Regions from separate parts of the Mus musculus genome. Here region 1 is linked to region 2. Evidence: chromatin loops called from intact Hi-C (ENCODE). Cell type or tissue: left cerebral cortex. All regions are shown on one strand.

Region 1 (8,000 bases), 360 kb before region 2:
CTAAATATGTATCATTTAAGGTGTATAAGATACAGCAATGTGAAAAGTAGATAAAAATTATGCTCAGGCAAGGGAGTATATAATAAATAAGACAGTGATATTGTAGTGATATTGGAGTCAGACTTAAAAAAAAGAGCATAATCATCAGTTAAGACTATTGGAAAAAACAGTTTTTCAAAAAGAGAAAACAAATGGAGATGTCCGACATAATCTCTCTCTCTCTTTGTCTCTGTCTCTGTCTCTGTCTCTGTCTCTGTCTCTCTCTCTCTCTGTCTCTCTCTCTGTCTCTGTCTCTCCCTCTCTCTCTGTCTCTCTCTCTCTCTCTCTCTCCCTCTTTTATCATGGGTCATTTTAAAATATTTACCTGCTGTGTAAGGGCAGCAGTATAGCAAGAGGCTGTAGCAAAACAAAAGGGAGGAAATGAGCCAATAAGGTTAGAGAGGACTGGGCTCAGATGTTACAGGAGTTATAAATCCTAATAAGACTTGTCAGTTCCCACTTTTGCCTAGAATGGTTGGAGACTTCGATTCTTTGCATCAATTAATTTTATCTTTTATTTCAATTCCTAGGTAGAGTCATTTTGTGACGCTTAACTATCTACGAAGATGGAAGGAGTTATAGGAAAGGGTGATTTTCCATCTTCATGAGCTGATGATTGGTTGGACAGAGTCTAAAACTGATTGGTGGTGATTTGTTGAATCTGAAGGTAGAATCTACCTGTTGTGCTGAGATTATAAGCTTACACAGCTCTTCCCCCCTTTTTACCTTGGGTCCTGGGATTCATATTCAGGTTTTTACTCATGCACAGCAGGCACTTTTGCCCACCAAGCTATCTTTTCTGCCAAGAATTTTAAAATTATATCCTACCTGTAGCCTCAGTCACCATGCTTGCCCACCAAATTCAGAAAACTGGCGTGTCTAATGAGAATGTCAGAACTTGAGTCAACCCATTTTCACCATGAGTTTCAAATTCTTCCTAAAGACTTATAGGGTTTAGAAAACAAAGCAATCCTCTGTGCTTTTGGTGACTCTGAGTATGCCGAGATGACGTCAATCCATAAAATCAATGGCAGCTGACCTATTGGGCCAGGTAGCACTGAGTAGCATAATATTTTAGCCTTTAAATGGGAATGCGGCAAAAACATATTTGCCTGCAGGGACAGTTTCATCAAAAATATAAACTCTTATACAATTATTGTCTTTTCTATGTGAGCCTCCTTTGTGCTGCCATTCTGAGACCAATGCTTAGCCAAGAGGCAAAATGGACTACTTGTAACCCCTGGGAAATTTAACTGTCTTCATAATAAACATTTTGTTTGTTCAAGGCCTACATGATTTAGGAGAAATATATTTTGTAACTACCACCAAGGGGTAGTCTCAATCGATTTTCCACTAGATGAGTAGACCTAACTAGGAGGGTGTGTGTGGCAATTGGGGATGGGTTTTGGCTCATTCTTGACATTTGAGTCCTGGGAGTCCTGGTTTGCAGTTCCTGGGCTTGTATATAGAGAAGCAGGGTAGCTACTCCAATCATGTGTTCTTAATCTCTTGAGAATATAATATAATCATATTATTTTCCCTCCCCTTGTATTTCTCCAAATCCTACTCTCCTTGAAGCTCATGGTTCCTTTTTCTTTAGTTATATGGACTGAGATCCTATGTACTACTAAGCATATAAATAGAATCTGCTCCATCTATATAATGTGAATTGAATATATATGCTTGCAGGGCTGGCTATTTGGTATTAGGTAACCAGTTGCTGTGCTCTTCCTTGGGAAGGATATTTTTCCCACTTCCAGCAGTCCTTTGTTGTCTATAGTTCTTTGTCAGGTTGAGCTTTCAGGAGCTTTCCCTCTTCCATGTTAGTATATCTGTTGCTGTCTTCCTTATTCAGATCATCTTTAGGCAGTCACATTGGTGAGACTTTGTACAGTAGCTTCTAACATTTCTAGGAGACACAATCTTACAGCAAACTCCCTTTTCCTCTGGCTCTTGCAATGTTTACATCTCCTCTTCTGCAATGATCCCTGAACATTAGGTGAAAGAGCTGTGTTATAGATGTATCAACTGGGACCAGATTCTACAACTCTTTACTTTGATTTGCTATGACTTTCTGTAATTCTTTCTATTAGTTTCAAAGAGAAGCTTCCTTGATGAGGGGTGGGAACTCCATTTACAGGGCTAGATTCCAGAGGAGGATGTGTCTCTAATTATAGTTTGAGCTCGTTCCTGTTAAACGACTTCTGAGTGCCAACAGCAATGTGATGCCCTCCTTGTGTTCAATTCTACCTTCTTTTAACCTGAGAAGCACAGTGTTTTCACCTAGAGGTCGACCCTGAGCCTGGCAGCTGGTTTTCTTGAGGATGCTGTAGACTGAAAGAAGCTCCCAAAGCATCATAACTGCTAGAAATGCCAGGGAAAGGGATTAACATTCTGAGTAGCAACTGTCCCACCATTTACTTTGTCACTTAAAGACATTACTTGAAGTGCAGTCAGGCTGAGAAGCCAAAGCAATTCCATAATTATAATTAGAATATGACTTTCAGAGTATCTGATGGGTTCAGACAAAATCAGCTTAATTTTTATTTGCATTTACTACTTTTTCAAAGTTGTATTTATTTTACTTATAGTACATACACATTTTATTTGTATTTTGTTTATATTTACTTCTATTTTCCCATTAAAAAATGAGATGATAAAAATTGCAGCTAGGACCTGAGATTGTCATGTTGAAAAAGTCACATGTGTGTCTCTGTTTCTACTTCCCTTTCTAGAGACAACAGTGATCAAAAGTTCTTGTTTTTCCTTCCAGAGAGGAGAATATCCATAAACACACATGAGTACCAGTTTATGCAGGTGGGAGCATTGGATACACACAGCTGTGTATTGCCTTTTCCATCTTGTGTTATAAAAAGTAATATACAAATATAATAAGCATTACTGTTTCTGTGTAATTTTGCACATTATTACAAGTACACATATGCCCAGAAATGTCAGGTCTGTGTTGATTGATATTTTAATTAAATTAGCTCTACTGACATGAATTTGACATATGAGGACTTGTGGGGAGCCGCCCTCACATTTGCGGTTACAAGATGGTGCTGACATCCTGTGTTCTAAGTGGTAAACAAATAATCTGCGCATGTGCCAAGAGTAGTTCTCCACTCCATGTGCTCTTCCTTCCCCGTGACGACAACTCAGCCAATGGGCTGCAGCCAATCAGGGAGTGACACGTCCTAGGCGGAGGATAATTCTCCTTAAAAAGGGACTGGGTTTCGCCATTCTCTCTCTTGCTCCTGAAGATGTAAGCAATAAAGGTTTTGCCGCAGAAGATTCCGGTTTGTTGCGTCTTTCCTGGCCGGTCGCGAACGCGTGTAAGAAGGACTTGTACACAGTGAATGTACATATTTGGGCAAGTGTGTGCCTATCAACCACCATGACAAAGCTCTATGGAGATCTATTGTCACCCCAAATTTTCCCATGTTCTTCTGTGGGATGTTTGCTAAGAACAGCAACATGAGATTGATGCTCTTAATGTATTTCAAAATGCCCAGTACTGGATTATCTACTACAGGTCCTCTGCATTATCCACTAGTCCCCAGAACTTAGTTATTTTGTATAACAGAATTTTACACTTATTTTTAATGGCTCCTTATTTTTATATCTTAATGTTGTGATGAACATTACCAAGTTGCCTGGTAATATTGTCCTCAATTTCAACACTTAGAGTAGGAGAGTGCTTGTTTCTCTACAGTGTCACGAATGTAGCTCTTTCAAACCCTTTGATCTGTGACATATATGAGTGGCAAAGATGTTTTGAGTATGTGCTCAGTGATGAGGGATCATGGATACCTGCTGATCTGCTTGTGAGCCCAGAATAATTCCTTTTGTCTCTACATTAGGATTACTAAGCAGCCTTTAAGGACAGTAATAACATATAGCCTTTGGTAGAAGGATTTATATTGTCATGGATATTGCCAATAGTACTTAGTAAATTTAATGTAAATGCTGTTTTATTTCATTATAAGACACTGTTGAAAGCTGAGAATTCTTTTATATTTTCATTATTGAAGGGAAGAAAACATAATACGTTTCCTCTTACACTTACCTGATAAGTATGGCAGTGGGATAGTCTTTGCTTGGTAAATATTTTTCTCCTTTAAAACTCATTTATTCTCTTGCTTCTTAAGTCGAAACACTCCTTGAAATAGCTATACCAATAAACTGTTACTAACAACCAAATTTATTTTTGCCAGCATGTTTAAAAGTCTCTTGAAGAATTATTTTAGTCTTATGAAGAAGCAAATTGGTCATAATTAAAATTTAGAATTATCTTCTTGGTAAGCAAACATTTTCATTCAGTCTTTTCTCTGGCAACCACTTTCATTTGAGATGCTGGGCTTACAAACACATAATATGCACTAATTGTAGAAACCCGGAGCCTGGCATTCTCTTTTACTTTGATAGAAATGTGAGCTGCTTTGCATAGGTTGTATTTATTAGCTATTCTGGTGACTCACATTCTCTGTGACTAATGTGGAAATGCTAAATGAGAGTTCACAAGACCATGAGAAGAAGAGACTTTTGCAATGTGAATATATTTAGGTTTGGTTCAAAGAAATCCAGTCCTATTCAAGGCAGGAAGCAGAGACAAACAAAAGTAGAAAATAAAAGATGTTTTTGTCAAACCTGTGGCCATTTTTCCCCCTTGCTGGGGTAAGGTAAGCCTGGGAATAAAATTCAGAATGTTACACATTGTAAGTAGGCTTTCTACCATTGGGCTACATATCAGGGTTGGCCAAGCATATTCTTCAACTGTTTTCCTACCAAGTGGCCTCAGAGAAAATGAAATACAAGGAGATTAAAGTTAAAGTAATACCAAATTCCCAATGTTTTAACACAGTAATCTAAAATTGGAATACTCCTGGCTATAATTTTAGAGAATATATAAATGCCATGCTCTAATCTAGTGGTTCTCAACTTCCCTAATGCTGTGACTCTTTAATGTGTTCCTCATGTTGTGGTGACCCCAAACCATAAAATTTATTGCTATCTCATAACTGTCATTCGACTATTGCTATGAATCATAATGTAAATATGTGATGCACATGCTATCTGATATCTGACCTCGGTGAAGGGGTCACTTGACCACCAAACAGGTCCAGACCCACAGGATGAGAACTTCTTTCTAATTCTAATACCTAGAAGCCTAAAGATTCTCAACTAATTTCCTGAAATATCACATATGCCAGACAGACTCCTAGGTAGCATCAGTGTGGTTGGAATTATGGCGTTGCTTCTAATCTATGGACAACAGCTAAGGTGAAAAGGTGTCATTTCCATTCTTATTTTATCTTTCAGAAGGGTGCCTTCTTAGCAGGTTTGCCTCAGAGATTCTCTTGATAGATTTTCAAAAGCACACTGAACACTGTGGGCTGTCTATGTGGGAAGGTCCACATGGCAAGAGACTCAAGATTCCTGGGGTGTTAAGGACATAAGATACCAGGAGTTGAATTGTTCCACCAGCCATACTAGCTTCCATAGGACCGGAAGCTCAGGTGAGAACACTCCTTGATAGGCTTTTGTGCTGGTTAGTTTTAACTGTCAACCTGACACAACCCAGAATCGCATTTTAAAAAGGGAGTTTTTTTTTCTTTTAAAAATTTTTTAGATATCTTCTTTATTTACATTTCAAATGTTATCCCCTTTCCTAGTCTCCCCTTCAAAAATCCCCTATCCCGTCCCCATTCCCCTTCTCCCCAACCCACCCATTCCCATTCCTAGCCCTGACATTCCCCTATACTGGGGCATAGAACCTTATAGAACCTAGGGCCTCTACTCCCATTGATGACCAACTAGGCCATCCTCTGCTACATTTACAGCTAGAGCCATCAGCCCCACCATATGTTTTCTTTGATTGGTGGTTTAGTCCCATGGATCTCTGGGGGTACTTGTTAGTTCATATTGATGTTCCTCCTATGGGGCTGCAAACCCCTTCAGCTCTTTGGGTCCTTCCTCTAGCTCCTTTGTTAGGGACACTGTGCTCCGTTCAATGGATGACTGTGAGCATCTACTTCTGTATTTGTCAGGCACTGGTAGAGCCTCTCAGGAGACAGCTATATCAGGCTCCTGTCAGCAAGCTCTTGTTGGCACCTGCAATAGTTGTCTAGGTCAAATTAGACTGGGATCAATTCTCTGGGAGGTTAGCTTTTTAAAAATTAAAATTTACTAAAATACTTGTAAATAAATAAAAGATCACACAAGATATGAAAGAGAATACAAAGCTAATTGTATTTTAGTTCTAATTGTCATGTGTAGAATGTGTGTATGTTTGCTGGGTGGTGGTGAGAACATATTTGATATCCAGGATGCTTTACAACATTTTGAGTACAAATTCTTGTTGTATATAAGTCCACTGAACTATGTAGACTTGACTCTAGTTAATTTTGGTGTGGGCGACTGTCTGTGTTGTTAATTGCTATTGAAAAACCCAGGCCAATTGGGAGGCACCATTTTTTTCTAGGCAGGCAGCCCTGAACAGTATAAGAGAGAACAAGCTACTTGAGAGAAAGCAAGGATACATTTATTCTTCTTTTGTTCTTGACCTTGGATACAGAGGGACTAACTGCTTTGACATTCCAAAAATGATGGCCTGAACTTTTGAATTATAAGCCACATATGTTCCTATACATCAGAGCAATATGTTGCTTTTGGCCAGAGCAAAGAAATAAAAACCGGAACACCTTGTGGGATACTGAAGTAAAGAATACAAGCAGTCTGCGTTGAGATCCCAGAAACAATGACAGAGTAGTGATAGATCTCTTCCAACTGGTAAAATTCTGGGGACTGTGATGTTCCACAGATACCTATGTCCTGCAGTAAACCAACTTCTGGAACTATGGGGGTTTGCTCACTCTCCTTCTTTGGGGGCCAATTTTACTTCAGTTTGGCATTAAAAATATACCACACCATTCCAGGAGAACGACCTTACTTCTTTCCCTTGAATTTAGGAATGAGCACCAGATTTCCTCAGCTTGTAGAATGACAGGAAAAAGCAGATATTTTGTAAGCCAGCTTGGCATTAACTGTGCTTTTCTTTTCTCTCTGTGCCTGAAGTCAGTTAAAGAGGAAACAAGAGCAACAGAAGCTTTTCTTCTTGTTAGTTAGAGCACAAATCTAGTTCTAGTGTTTCCCCCTGGAAGAAGCAATTCTGCCAAGCTCACAAGAAGCAAATTGCTGTGCAGTTTTTTTTTTTTTAAGGGGTAGATGAATTCCCTTGTGTAACTGTCCTTGACTGATTGCTTCACATACTATTTTGCTTCTGTGTCTACTAGAAATGGGACCCAGCGAAGGCCAATCTAGAGATTGCTATACCCAGGGATACTGTCTGGAAAGACCTTTAGAGATTAGAATAGAGTCCAAGGAAGGAAATTAGAAGAAGGACCATGCCAGCCTTAACAAAAGGCCTTTGCTGGGCCTGAGATTCTGCTTCCTAATCATTGAAGAAAAAAGACTGAAAATGGCAAGGTCAGTAGCAGCAGTGTAAGTAGGACTTTGTGAGTTAATTTCTACATTTTACCTAACTGGGATATCTTTTGGTTTTACTGTTTTGAGACTGAGTCTCACTATGGAACACTGCCTGGACTGGAACTTGCTATACAGACCATAGTGGTCACAAAAGCATATGTCTATGCTTTCCAAGTGCTGATATAAAAAAATGTGCATTGCCACCCCTAGGTTAAGTTTGCCGTTTTAAAATTAAGATCATCTTAACTCAGGTGACTTGGGTTTATAATTCTTACTTTGCTATTTTTTAATCAAACAATTTAATTCTTTTTCTCTATGTATATTGAAGTATAATCAACAAATAAAAATCCTTTGTATGTAAGGTGAATAGCACTATAATTAAAAATCTATTCTCTTAGCAACTTAAAACAGTGATTCTCAAACTGTGGGTCATGACCCCTTTGAGGATTGAATGACCCTGACACAGGGGTTGC
Region 2 (8,000 bases):
CTGTGTACTTCTATTGAACTGTTTGAATTTTTCCTTGATTATTTAAAATATCATGCCTCAAGTGGATAAGCACTTGGTTTAGGGGAGAAAAGAAGTTCTGAAAGCACCAAGCTAGAAAACAAGACGTACTTTAACACACATATCTGAGATTTATAAAACATCGTGAAAATGTTGAGCAAATTAATTCAAAAGAATTGCAATATCCCTCTAGAATCAACCCTCCTTGAGGCCACCCAGCAGCTGAGAAACCAACATGAGCCCAAAGTTCTAACCCTTCCTTGAATAAGACAAGAAGGCACACATTGACTCAGGGCCACTGAGAAACCAAGTAGATTGGCCGTCAGGAGTCATGGATTATTCACTAGAACAACCATGACTTCAACCCCAGCACAGCAGGGTCACCTATGCTCTGAATTCCCTCAAGGTAACCAGCACTTAAGTCCTTGATCCATCTTCAGACCCTAGAAAAATAAAATGCATCAGCTAGGAGAGGCTGCTTCTGTGGAGACGACTAAATTAGGCTTAGAAGTGTCAGTGACTATCTGTCTAGCCTGATAGTCTGTGCACCTGCCAGCTCTATGTCATGAAACCTGCTCTCTCCTGCTGTAGTTCTAGAAAGGCTTTGGGACTTACCAGGTAAGTCCCCCTTGGGCTGAACAGATCAAGGAAGCTCTTTACAGAAAACTGAGTGGCATCACGCCCCCTACCCGTTATCTCTCCATCATTTCTGACCACATTGTAGATATAAGCCTGGGACGGAATATAATCTTGTCTGTATTTACCCTCTCAATTCCTAGTCTCCTTAGGCTAACATTGATTTCTTAGGTGAAATGGAGAATATGGTTCAAAACCTATTTTTCTGAAAGCTTCTTGGTAAGAAAAGAAAATCACACCATAAACTCTGGGCAGGACTAAAAGTTTCATTTAATGTGTTTGTTCGAATGAAAAGCACAGAGATTCGAAGACTGAGTAGGAGGAGTGGAGTGGACCTGGGAAAGCGGTTGCTGTGTGGCCACCAGGGAAGAGGGTGTGTAAAAAGCTTCTAGCTTCACCTATGAAAACCAGAACCACTTGGCATCTCTAAGTAACAGATGGATGTGACCTGAAGAGAAGGGTTGTTGGCATGGAACTGTCTCCAGAGCTCTGTATTTCAGGACGCATTTCCAAGAAATGCACTGATCTTAAATCCCAGCACTCTGCTCCCATAGCCACTCTAGTTAAGCACTAACATTTACAGGTTCCGTCTTATCTCACAGTCACAGTTCCCATAGAGCGAAGAACAAATACGGGTGGAGAGATGAAAGTGTATGGCCTGCTGAGGTATAGGGAATATGTAAGAAGAGTAAAGAAATATTAAGAAGAGGAAGGCAGAGGTGATCTTGGATGCCTTCTATTATACGAGGGCTATTTTCTCCATTTGTAGGACTTTTGTTTTCAAGAAATACCTGCTCCATGTGAAGAATTTCATATATTGCCTTGAAGGGTTAATTCCTGCCCACTCCCCGGAGCTAGCTGTGAGCATGCATTTTGCACACATCAGGCTATAAAGAAAGATTTATAGGGCCTCTGGCAGATGTGTTTTCAGTGCAAGTCCTTATCTCCAGAACCCTGAGCGTACTGTGGTGAGCTCATGAATCCCCTGGACAGACAGACCTTCAGTGGGCGCTACAGCTGCAAACACACAGGAGTTAAGTGTGAGATGCCTGCCTTGTTACAAGATAAACTCATCTCAGCGTTTTGTTTTCCTCTGAAACACAGAGGCAGCAGATTCACTTGGTGCCACAGAAACTGTCTACAAAATAAGATGTCTGTCTCATTTCCTCTCCCACGTGTTCACAAACGGAACGTGTCCTCCTTCCTACCTGTTGACTGTTGACCCCACTACACAAGAAAAGAAACAATCAAACCTTCTCTGTAAAAAAAAAAGTCTAAACAGAACGAACTCCTCTCTCTCTCTCTCTCTCTCTCTCTCTCTCTCTCTCTCTCTCTGTGTGTGTGTGTGTGTGTGTGTGTGTGTGTGTGTGTGTGTCTATGTGTGTGTGTGTGTATAAATGTGTGTTCACTTAGTTCACTTATCTTTTACACTGTTAACATTAAAACCCAGAAAACCCTAGGCTACAATTTCTAGCAAGGTTGACTCTGAGAGGAACCCAGGAGCCTTTGAAGTACAGGCCATGTAGTGTAAGTTGTACCATTTCTTTCTGTACAAATGGGACATTGTATTTCTGTTTCCTGGTACTATAGCAGATTCTGAAGTCTTTGCATTTTTTAATTATTATTATTATTACAGTATCCTGGTAGAAAATAAGACAGGAAGAAAAACCTCTCAAACCTTTGTTCGTTTGAACTTCAAACTATTGGAACCTTTAGGATGTTTCCTAGGCCCTTCTTTTTAACATTGTTCAGTTTCTGGGCCCTAAATGTGTCTGTGTGGCCCCCATCTAATCTATAGCCATGCCAGCCATGTGTTCTAGTTTGGTTTGTAGTAGTCTGCAGCTAACTCCTTTGAGCCCTCTGCTTGGCCCAGGCCAATGGATGGCTGACTTAAGATGAAGACAGATGTTTGGAGTCTCTCTCTCTCTCTCTCTCTCTCTCTCTCTCTCTCTCTCTGTGTGTGTGTGTGTGTGTGTGTGTGTGTGTGTGTGTGTGTGTGTTATTTTTACTTAATTGATGGACTGCATATGTTAACAGGACACAATATAATGCTTTAATACATGTACCCATGATTAATTCATCACCTCAAACATTTCTCATTGCTTCACGCTCGCTTATCTTCCTTTCTCTAGAAACCATAATACGTCAAAAACAACTAAGCCCTTCTGACTTGGAGACAATGCTTACCCTGGCTGGTATTGAGAACTTTGACCACTACTTTTCCTGGGAATCTGTACTTTTCTTTTTCTGGGGCAACATCCCCTTGCCTTCCTGCTGACGTGGGTAGGGGAAAAGATGCTCTCCCTAAAGACTGGCTTGGCTGTCTCCTCCTTTCATTAGCGGGGTAACCTAGAGTTCCCCGAGGAGCCTGGCACGGAAGTGTAATTTCCCGCGAGAACCTACCTGACATTCGAAACGAAATGAAATTTTAAATCATAAATATGCGAGAAAACAAAGGCCGCTGTTTTCGAGATGGCTTTTATGCCTGGGGCTTCGTGTGTGTCACAAATCCCTGGGCTCTCTGTCCAGCCCCTCCTCCCCTCCATGGATCTAAGGATCTATGAAGTAGAATCGCAGCTATGGCCAGGCGAAACCTTCTGGCTGGGACCCAGAAGCTGCGCAGCCGACCTTCCCCTCCTCCAGGAGAACAGAATGACTACCAGGAAGCCAGAAACAAAACACTTAAATGTTGCATTTATTAAGGAAATGTTAAATAAGAAAAAGAGTCAAACGGTGTCACGGATATCAAGAGCACTTTTGTGGCGTAAACCGTGCAGACAGGAGCTAAGAATTCTACTCTGGATCTTTGTCCCGGGCGTAGCTGGAGCGCTAGCCTCCCATAAAGACCCAGCTGGAAATGCACTAAAAGAAAGCACTTACCCCATTCACAGTCTCAGACTCCCCTCCCCCCACCCGTTCTCCCAGAATGACAAAAAACTCTAACCCGCAGGCAGGCAAACAGGCCACTAGGACACAAAAGACTTATCAAATATTTGTATTCAAGCAAACTAACACAAATCCCCTAAAACCACAGGTTACTATCGATCAAAGTTTCACTCTCTTAGTAGGTCGCAAAACCCACACGCATCTATGTTCCTTCCCAATTAGGTCTGCAGCGTGGCGAATAAACAGTCACTTTTTCCGGTCACTGGGCCTCTGAATACACACCCATCCACACCCCGCCTTGCTCGGCCTCTCAAGCTGTCCCCAGTGCTGAGCCCACCTGCAGGTGGAAAGGGGCCTTCGCCGCCTGGTTCATCTCCCAGTATCCCACGCCAGCAGCCACTCCCAAAGTTCTGCGCCCTGCTTTTGCCACCTGCTGCTGTATCCCGAAGTCTGGGCGCTCCTCCTGTACAGTCTTGCTTGGGGCCTTTCGAAGAGCTATCAGAAATCGGTCACTTTTTCCCCAAAGGCAGAAGTCAAGAGAAAAAAACTGACTCCGACAGGTTTGCGTTGCTCGGTCCGTGATGGTGAGGGGTGCATCGCGGCTGGCGGAGTACTGGAGGTGCCAGAAGGGAGGCACCCGCCGAGGGGGACCCGAGGGCCACTCAGTAGGGTCCCACGACCACTGCCTCCACCTCTTTAGACGGCCTCCGGTCCTTCACTAGGAAGTTGATCATGCCTTCGGACTTGATGAGCAGGTTGCAGCCAAGGAAGAAGATGCCAAAAACCACAGTGAGCGAGAGCACACACATGACTGCGATCTGCACCACACGCATGATGTACAGGCTGCGCTCGTCGGGGCCTCCCTCGGCGAAGCCATCGTCGGTCACCACCGACGCCTGGGTGCAGCAGCGCACCGCGCGCTCCAGCGCCTCGCTACTGTTGACCAGGAACAGGCCAGCCACGTCGGTCTGGTTGCCCAGCACTGAATTCATCACGAGAGCAAGCGGGAGCCGGGAAGGCGAGGATCGGAGGGGTGGGGACCAGAGTGGCTGTAGCGCGGGACGAACAGGTGCCCGGCGGAGCGCTGGCTTGATCACTTGTGCGCGCAGGGCTCCTCAGTCTCCCTTTCAAAGTCCCAGGTCCGTAAGTGTCTCAAGAACCTCTTCAGGGCGCGCCGCAAGCTGGCTCCTGTGCGCTGTGTTCTGCCCAGGCAGTGCTCGTTCCCGGCGCTCGCACGACTGGGAGCTCTTGGAACTTGGCGGGTTGGGCCGGAGGGGCCGTGGGAGGCGCGGGCCTTGGCGGTGGCCCGGCTCCTGCTCCAAGCGAACAGCGGCCCCTGCTGGTGATAGAGCCTTGCTGCGCCCGCTCGGCTTAGAGGGGCGGCTAAGATAGGAGCTAACCTAGCAGCAGGCTTTGTGCCTTCTGCATTTCCAAGGGCTAGGCAGGGTTCACTATGCACTCCTGATCTGAAGAGCAAGTAAAGAACTTGGAGAGAAAGGCTGAAAGTTGCAGAGGACCCGGATCACACCCTCTCTTAAGTGTGTCCTTCGAAGCCACCCTATCACCTCTGAGCAGATGTAAGGTGGACAGGTACCAGATGGCGCTGGTCAAGGTACTGGCCTGCTGCCTGTGTTTGGCTGCTGCCTGTTCTTGTAAGCTTTCTGGTGGAGTATTGGAAGACAAGGCAGGTGGGAAGACTGGGAATTTCTTCTCTCCCCACCCCCACCCCCGTTTTTTTTTTTTTTTAAGTAGGGGGTGTTGCTGATGTTATTGTTGTTTTAAGGAAGGGAGAATGGAGGAAAACCTTAGAAATCATAAAAGAGCTACGTCCGCACCCTACTTGGAAAGCTCTTACGTGTGTAGTAAAGCGGGGTTTGTAGTGAGCTGTGAGGCCCAGGCAAGGCGCAGGTCTAAGGAGGTGCTTGCTCTCTTTGTGGTTTGTGTGTGGAGGTGGTTACCAAGAACAGGGTCACCTCTCTGTTAAGGGAGGTGGGCAGAGTGACCAACCACTTCATTGCCACTTTAATTGCGGAGGAGTTTTTGGATGAGCTTCCAGTGTTTTCTGTCCTTGGCAGAAAATCAGTGGTTTAAGGGAATTGCTCATCTACATCCATCAGCTAGAATGTCGGCCAGCAGCTGGGCGCCTCCCTCCAGAAGCTGTTGCTCCCACCCACCCTGCCTTCCTCACCACAAGGCAATCTGCAGGCATTTCGGGGAGCTGCAGACACTCAGTCCATAGTGGCTGTTGGGTATAAGTGCTACCAGAGGAGCCTTACACACAGGCCACTTCTACTTTGTTTTAGACTCCAGAAGATACAGGATCCTCTCTTCTCCTTCCCTTTTCTCCTGTCCCTTGAATCGGTCAATCAAAGCCTTAGAATCCTGACTTTGGTGATGATAGGCATGCACAGAGCCTTCTAATTACACCATGCTTGCTTGTTAAATTCCCTCTGTAAGAATCACTCATTCCACATTCAGATCCTCTGAATGTACTGGCATTATTGGCATCCTTGTAACGTGCTGCCATCCCTCAAGCACAAAGGAGAGCCTTTTAGGCAAGTTTTTTTTTTTTTTTGAAGTTTCAGTTTCTTCTAGCTGTCTAGATTCTTTTATTACTGAGAATAGAGAGGTGTGAACAGCAAAGAACCAGGCTCCCAGGACTTAGCCATACTTTCCGTGGCTTAGTTGCTCTAGTTTACATATATATACATATGTATATATGTATATGTATATATGTATACATTTATATGTATAGTATATTGTATACAACATATAAAATCATATACTATATATAAATTCTATATATAATTCATATATATGTCAAATCTATTATTAATGGATCATAAAGCCAGACCTCATATTTGAGAAAATATCATCAGAAGAAGTTGGGGAGCACAGATTTTCTTTTCTTTCTTTCAGCTGTAACTGACACAAACCCCGGACATAGAAGGCAAAGCCTCTCCTCATAAGACAGCCCAGGTCCATGGTGTTGTTCCTTTGATTCCCCAGCCCTAGGATTTTGTTCAGTAAAATTGAGTAGTTAAATAGAAATGAACTACAAATCCAGTTAGCACAAAGCTTGCTCTGTCACTTCCTATTAGCACTAAAGAAGTCTGGGCTAACTAGAAATTTTCTTTCTTTCTATCAAACAAAACAAAACAGCCCCCTCCCCCCCAAAGAAGAAGAAAAACAACAATCCCTAGAGTCATGTTTTTGTTTCTTTTTCCTATTTTCGGTGTAGAGTTTCCCCGCAGAGTAAAGCCCATCCCTTTACCTGTTTGGTGGAAAGTATTAGGGGCTGTAGCATAGCAATGTTTAGGAAATGCCCATATAACAGAACTTGATTTCCAGGGAAATAAATGATGATTTGGCTGCGAGATGGACTGGTGCTTCACTTTTTTCCCCCCAAGGCAAAGTTTCTCATGTAGCTCTGCGTGTCCTGGAACTCTATCTATAGACCAGGCCAGCCTCGAACTCACGGAGTTCCACCTACCTCTGCCTTTCTACTGCTGGGATTAAAGGTGTGTGCCATCATTGTGCAGCAATAATTCACCTTAATGGAAAGGTTTTGATACCTAGAATAACTCATTTGTATATATCTATTACTACTTCAGCTTTGGTGATGTAAGTGTGTGTATTTGAGAGCTAAATGATTAATATTTCAAATAGTGTGCAAGGACAGAATCACTTGCTAACTCTTTCTGAAATGTACATCAGTAGCATGCAACAAATTCTCCCAGGACATACTAGGCCAGTGTTGATGGCAGTTATAGTCTGTACTTTGGATAGCCTTGAGGGAAGACCAGACACTCTCAGTACCCAAATCATTTTTCCTTGATGCTTTGTGCATTATGAAAATATGCAGTAGACATTTAAACAGTGTATCAGACACTAAAAGGATGTTTATTGCCTTGGGGCAAGCATTTTTCTTAAATAAATTACACTGTTTTCCACAGTCTAAGTAAGATACAAGAGAAGAGCCCATACACGGGAGTCATTCATAGTAACAGACTCAATGTCTAAAAACCAAGAAGCCAAAATGAAGCAGTCAAAGTCCCCCAGCCACCAAAACACACGATGAAAGGTAAACACCTAAGCTTTAGACTGACCCTCAAATCCCCTCGCAGAATGAACACTTTTCCCATACTTTCACTTCTTTATTTATTTATATCAATAGCGATACTGTGATGGTTTGTATATGCTTGGCCCAGGGAGCGGTACTATTAGGAGGTGTGGCCTTCTTGGAGTAGGTGTGTCACTGTGGGGATGGGCTTTAATACCCTCATTCTAGCTGACTGGAAGCTAGTCTTCTTCTATGAGCCTTTAGATGATGATGATGTAGAACTCTCAGCTCCTTCTGCACCACGTCTGTCTGAATGCTGCCATGATCCCACCTTGATGATACTAGAATGAACCTCTGAACCTGTAAGCCAGGCCCAAATTAAAGCGTTCTACCACTT

What was found. Hi-C counts contacts between places; a loop is a spot of excess contacts. Peaks named below come from ENCODE experiments on the same cell type or tissue, not always from the same donor. Only the 100,000 strongest peaks of a DNase experiment are listed, where the experiment ranks them.
Region 1: a loop joins it to region 2, with 2.9 times the contacts of the local background. A loop is called at or near these places in 6 of 42 quality-filtered maps.

Annotation. Positions count from the first base shown.
Region 1 is chr2:53,720,392-53,728,391 of GRCm38, forward strand. No RefSeq gene overlaps it. Among named protein-coding and RNA genes, the nearest start is that of Gm38481, 28 kb to the left of the region's middle. In left cerebral cortex, no CTCF peak of the experiment used is centred here; DNase peaks (open chromatin) are centred at 4,454, 5,421 and 7,316.
Region 2 is chr2:54,080,773-54,088,772 of GRCm38, forward strand. Rprm (reprimo, TP53 dependent G2 arrest mediator candidate) reads right to left here and starts at 4,780. Exons shown (of 1, transcript NM_023396.5): 1 at 3,321-4,780. The coding sequence starts at 4,532. The coding sequence ends at 4,203. In left cerebral cortex, CTCF peaks have their summits at 4,880 (motif pointing left) and 5,755; DNase peaks (open chromatin) are centred at 536, 1,044, 1,147, 1,633 and 5 more places; H3K4me3 peaks cover 2,411 bases; H3K27ac peaks cover 1,664 bases.